2 separate regions of the Homo sapiens genome follow, and region 2 is linked to region 1. Evidence: chromatin contacts called from ENCODE Hi-C data. All regions are on one chromosome and are shown on one strand. The core of a region is the stretch at or near the end of the contact, and the rest is flanking DNA. Distances in the headings are between cores, read along the strand shown. Region 1 overlaps CRYBG1 (crystallin beta-gamma domain containing 1). Region 2 holds the start of SESN1 (sestrin 1).

The links. Hi-C counts contacts between places; a loop is a spot of excess contacts on that map. Pooled maps may share reads with other maps.
Region 2: a map of naive thymus-derived CD4-positive, alpha-beta T cell shows a loop between it and region 1 (11-fold over the local background). The contact joins the promoter of SESN1 here to the enhancer-like site in region 1. A Hi-C loop is called at or near these places in 2 of 168 maps with a recorded cell type or tissue (both naive thymus-derived CD4-positive, alpha-beta T cell), 1 of 37 single-sample maps with no recorded cell type and 9 of 50 pooled maps.

What each region holds. Positions count from the first base shown.
Region 1 is chr6:106,518,526-106,521,132 of GRCh38, reverse strand. It overlaps CRYBG1 (crystallin beta-gamma domain containing 1), which reads right to left. Exons shown (of 22, transcript NM_001371242.2): 4 at 1-2,002. Among named protein-coding and RNA genes, the nearest start is that of RTN4IP1, 110 kb to the left of the region's middle. RefSeq lists enhancers at 167-216, 957-1,446, 669-1,868. Within about 2 kb of position 1,357, at least 24 of the 41 ENCODE cell types and tissues checked have a DNase peak (open chromatin) inside an H3K27ac peak, as active enhancers do.
Region 2 is chr6:109,093,532-109,096,138 of GRCh38, reverse strand. SESN1 (sestrin 1) reads left to right here and starts at 1,293. Exons shown (of 10, transcript NM_014454.3): 1 at 1,293-2,344. The coding sequence starts at 2,066. CEP57L1 (centrosomal protein 57 like 1) reads right to left here and starts at 632. Exons shown (of 11, transcript NM_001271852.3): 1 at 564-632. RefSeq lists enhancers at 646-905, 1,776-1,925 and a silencer at 966-1,665.

The DNA of each region.
Region 1 (2,607 bases), core at 108-2,607:
GGAGTTGTCGGGCAGAAGATTTGACTGTTCTTTGTTCAAACCACAGGGCGGGGCACCCTCAGTCGTGGGCTGTGACACTGAAGACTGAGATAGGGAACCGTTCTGAGAAGTACTGAAAGCCGTGGTCATAGTGTTGACTGATGTCACAGAAGGAGAAAAGATTTTGTCTTGTGGTAAAGAAGATAACAAGCTTGAGAAAAGTGCACTTTTTTCTAGTCTCGATCTCTTAATGCCACCATTTGTGACGTCCCTGTTCTCTTTGTCATTGATTTCCGGCATCACCAGAGGCTCACTGTTCCCATTAGTGTTGGTGTGCAGGGACTTGAAGAGGACGCTCTGTTCAGCAGATGCACGTTTGGGTCTCAGTTTGGATTTTGTGTCAAGGTTCTGCATCAAATGTAAAGCCGGTGACATTTCTGGCTGACTTTCCTTCTTCTTCCCCAAACCAAAGGTAAACACTTTGGGATCAAACACCTTTTCTAAATGGTCTTCGTGAATAGGAGGCATGGCAAAGTGAGGAGCAGGAGAGTTTGGCATCCTGGCCTTCTTTCTTTTCATGGGCATACAAACTGCGCTATCCATCTGTTTTATAATTTCAGTGAATTTTTCCATATCAGAAGAAGAATCAAATACACTATCATCACTACCAGCAGAAATGTTCAAAAGGCTGGCAGGGCTATCCTGGCCATTTGTAACAGTCTGATCTGGCCTTTGAGGAGTGGCTAAGTGATTTCCGCTGCTGGGAGAGTTGGTGGGACTGGATTCAGCCATCAGGGGTGTTCTGCTGCCCTGACTTTGAGCCTGAATAGGCAGAGTTTTCTCTGATGCTGGCGGTATGACTTGTGGGCCAGATTTTGCCGCGAGCTCTGCTGTGCAATGAGAGTGTTCATTGCCCAGTACTTCCTCTTGTGGGGGAGCACAACTTGCAACGGAAACCACTTCAGGTTCATTACTGTGACAAGTTGGCAACTGCACTTCTCTAACTTCAGAGCTCTCTGGGATGACCTGGGAGCTCACATCCTGGGTGCTCTCCACGGGGAGCACGAAGGACCTGACCTGGACGAGGACTCTGGATGGACACTCACTTCCCACAGCTTCTGGACTACGCTCTGTGGACAAAGGAGGGGTTGTTTCTCCTCCAAGTTCTAAAAGTGGCATTTTCTCATTGTTCTGACGAGACACAGGCAAAACACATCCTTTATGGTTTTCTGACACTTTTAGATCAGTGCATGGGAAACTGCTTATGGGTGATTGAACACATGTGTCTTTGGGAACATCCCCAGGAGCGGGTGCAGACAGTGAAAGAGAAGGCCCAGGAGATGACTCAGCAGGGGACTGTGAGTCAGAAAATGTATGCTGTGGCTTTGGCATGGCCGTTGGAGGTAAATCTTTGGTATCCACAGTGGTGGGGATGTCTTGTGCTGTATCGGTTACATTTTCAAGTACAAGGCTTTTGCTGTCTGCAGCCTCTGAGTCCTCCTTCTCTAAGAGCTTATGATCCTTGACAGGAATCAGAGCAGAAGCCACTGGTTCTGAAAGGCAGCCAGCATCTGTTTGTACATCTGCTTTATCATCTTGGTTAGGCTGAGGACCAAGAGCTTGATTCTCAGAAGAGTCTCCATTCATTCCTCTGGTTGCTGGCAGAATCTCTTCTTCCGAGACGGTAACTTTGGTTTCTATAGCAGTTTCCTTAACCAGCACACCATTCTGGGGACTGTTTGGCATTACTTTCTTTTCAGGTTGCTCCATTTCTTTGGCTTTTTTGGCTAAATTCAGCTTTGCCCTCCCAACAAACGTTTTACTAGAGGCAGGAGTATTCCTTTGGCCTCGAATGTCAGTGTGTCTTGGGCTACTGTTTGTCCGTTTGTTTTCAAATAAGGAGATTTTGGTGGCAGTGTTGCCTTTGTGAACTGGCTGGCTAAATGGATTGTGCTCATTTCCCAAACTGTCAAGATTCTTAGGGGTTTTAAGATTTAGTTCCACATGTTTGGGCTTGGCAGGGCTGTGAGGAAAAAGCAGGAAGATAAAGTTATTGACCTAGTTTTAAAAAGTGAACACACAAACCAATTAATTATAAAACTATGAAAAGCCAACATCTCCCTGATATATAACATTTGGAGTGTGGTGTGTGTGTGTGTGTATGTGTGTGTGTGTGTGCGCACACATGTGTTTTTAAGACAAGGTCTTGCTCTGTCGCCAAGACTGGAGTACAGCAGTGTGATCATAGATTGCTGCAGCCTCGAACTCCTGGGCTCAGGCAATCCTCCTGCTTCAGCCTCCCAGGTAGCTGGGACTACAGGCACATATCACACACCCAACTAATTTTTTTATTTTTATTTTTTTGTAGAATGGGGTCTATGTCACCCAGGCTGGTCTCAAACTCCTGGCTTCAAGCAATCCTCCCATCTTGGCCTCCCCAAGTGCTGGGATTACAGGCATGAGCCACCATTCTCTGCCACATTTGTTTTTTAATGAAACTATTTTTAAATAGTCCTAAGTACACTACCAACTATTTTTAATGGGTGTTTTGCTTGCATATGAGGGATCGGAAGATTATATAGCCAAGAAACTCTAGGGATGAGGGATGAACTAATTTATTGAGTACGT
Region 2 (2,607 bases), core at 44-2,543, 2.6 Mb before region 1:
AATGACTGAATCTTTTGAAAAAGTCGACTAAGTTTTGGAGACTTTTACGGTTTTGCTTTCTTTTTCCTGCTGTATCCTTAAAGCCTGCAAGAATTCCTATCTAGGAATACTGGGGATTCTTTTACGAGATGGATTTGACAACTTGCTTTCAAAGCCCTGCCTAGGATTTCATTTGACTGAGCAAATAAAGCCCAGAACATCCCTAAGCAAAGGCAAACAAAGGTGCAAATGCGCGGAGATCCCAAATCCACCCCGCGTGTGTCCACAAAAAAGGGCGGAATCAGAGGCAGCAGCGCGAAGCTCCAGTTTCCACAGCATCCTTCCTTCTTGGCCTTACTTAGGCCGCTCCCTGCGACCCTTGGGATCAGGATCCCAAATCCTTGCCTCACCCACCACACCCCGCGCTTGGGCAGCTGGACTAGTCCTTCCCACGCAAGTCACTGGAAAAAGTCCTTGGACTAAGGGAGGCCACCCTAGATGGCTTTGTCTCCAAAATCCCAGAGGAAATGGAGGAAGGAAAAACCCTGTCAAGGAAAGGTGACAACCCAGCTTACAGTGCTTACCAAGCAGACGCTCTCAGTCAGCCCCTGCCACCGCTAACCGTTGGTTCGCGGGCACCCACAGGCAACGTCGCGGTGGCCCCTGGGGGTTGTAGTTTCTGTCGCAAACAAAACGCGCCGGCAGCATCGAAACTACATTCCCCACAAGTCAACGCGAAGACGTCCTACCGACTTAAATCTGGGGTTTGGAGTAATGAAGAGGCCGTCACTACTTTTAGGGTGATCTTAAATGTAGACTCAATTTCTTCCAGGAGTCCCTTCGCGCCCTCTTTCTTTGTCGTGCTTGTTTTATGTGTGACGAAGTCTCAGTGTACTTCTACGTCTTACTTTTTCCTTCCCCTTCTCCAGGACAGAGTCCAAACGTCCGGGAACGGAAACCGCCTCAGGGCGCAAGCTTAGCGCCTCCGGGGGCGCTTGGCCCAGTTCGCAGTCACGCATGCGTAGCAGCCGGCAGTGGCTGGCAGCCGCGCGCGGCGCACTTGGGGTCCGGAGGGTAGCCTGCCAGAGGGCGGGGCTTTTTCCTAAGGCTTTGCCTCGGCGGGTCGCGTCTGCCTGGGCGGGGAAGAAGGCGCTGGGGCCGGGGCGGCTCCCGGTTTGTGCCGGGCGGAGAAAGGGGAGGGGCTGGGGGTGAGGACCCCGTCTCCACTCCCTGCTCCCGCCCTCTGGGCTGATCCCCACCGATGGGGCTGGGCGAAGGGCGGGCTTTGCGCCTCGGGCCCCGCCGCCCCGCCAGCTCCGCGGCCCAGCCTGGCGCTCGAGGATTGCCAGGGCCGCCCTGTGCCCTCTGGCTCGGCGGTGGTGGGCGAGGGCTCAGGGATCGGAGAAGTAGCGTCTTCCCGGGGGTGCCGAATTGGCGGGGCTGGGGGACGCTTTTTTTCACCGCCGCCCGCCGAGACTACGGCTGCCCGAGACTGCCGCCCTCCGACAGCGCCCAAGCCTCCGGCCGCTGCGGCCAGTGGGCCAGGGTTCGGCGAGCCTTCCCTGCCGGCGCCGGCCGGCTGCTGAGGCGCTGGGAGGAGCTGCGGAGGGCGGGGACTGGTGTCGGAGAAGGGGCGGGGTGGGAACGCCGGAGAGAACCCGGTGGCTGCACAGACAAAAAAGCCCCGAATGGCTGGAGGGCGTTCAGCTGTTAACAGCCTTTTGGGGCAGAGCACGGATTTGACAGCTCCACAACGTGAGGATATCCACTGACCCCGCGAGACGGAGGAGAACGCTTCCCCGAAATTCTCTGCCCACCAAAGCCAGCGCTGCAAGGTTGCAACTTTCAAACTTTGTTTTTCCAGAAAGAAGACTGCCCTTTCGTGTACAAGGAGAGGGTGAGAGGGTGACCTAGCTTGTAGATCGGCTGAAGGCACCAGTGGTTCCAAATGTCACCCAGATGTGTGTTTTCATGACGATTTGATTTCTCTGATTTTATTTTTACATTTTTCATTTTAAAAATACAAAGCAATTTTTTTGGGGCATGCTGAAAGGTAACTGAAGACCGCAAAGGAAAAACTATTGTCATGGCTGAAGGAGAGAATGAAGTGAGATGGGATGGACTCTGCAGCAGAGATTCAACTACTAGGGAGACAGCATTGGAAAACATTAGGCAAACCATTTTGAGGAAAACCGAGTATCTTCGTTCGGTGAAAGAAACACCTCATCGTCCATCAGACGGGCTTTCAAATACCGAGTCTTCGGATGGGTTGAATAAGCTACTTGCTCATCTGCTTATGCTTTCTAAGAGGTGTCCCTTCAAAGATGTGAGAGAGAAAAGTGAGTTTATTCTGAAGAGCATCCAGGTAAGGAAGAGCATTTTAAATACAACTATGTCTCTACTACAGTTAAATTTTACTTGCCGTTATTCACGTTGTGTTTGTTTCTATTAGGTTGTTATGTAAACTTTTATTATGAGTTTACATCTTTAGAGTGTTCTGTAAGTAAACAAGTAGTGTTTTTCTAGAGTTTTAGGCAGAAACTGCTTTGCTCCTGGAAGAATATATGAAAACTACAGTTAATTCCAAGTAAATACTTGTTTTTCCTTATATTTCTTTTTACATGTTGT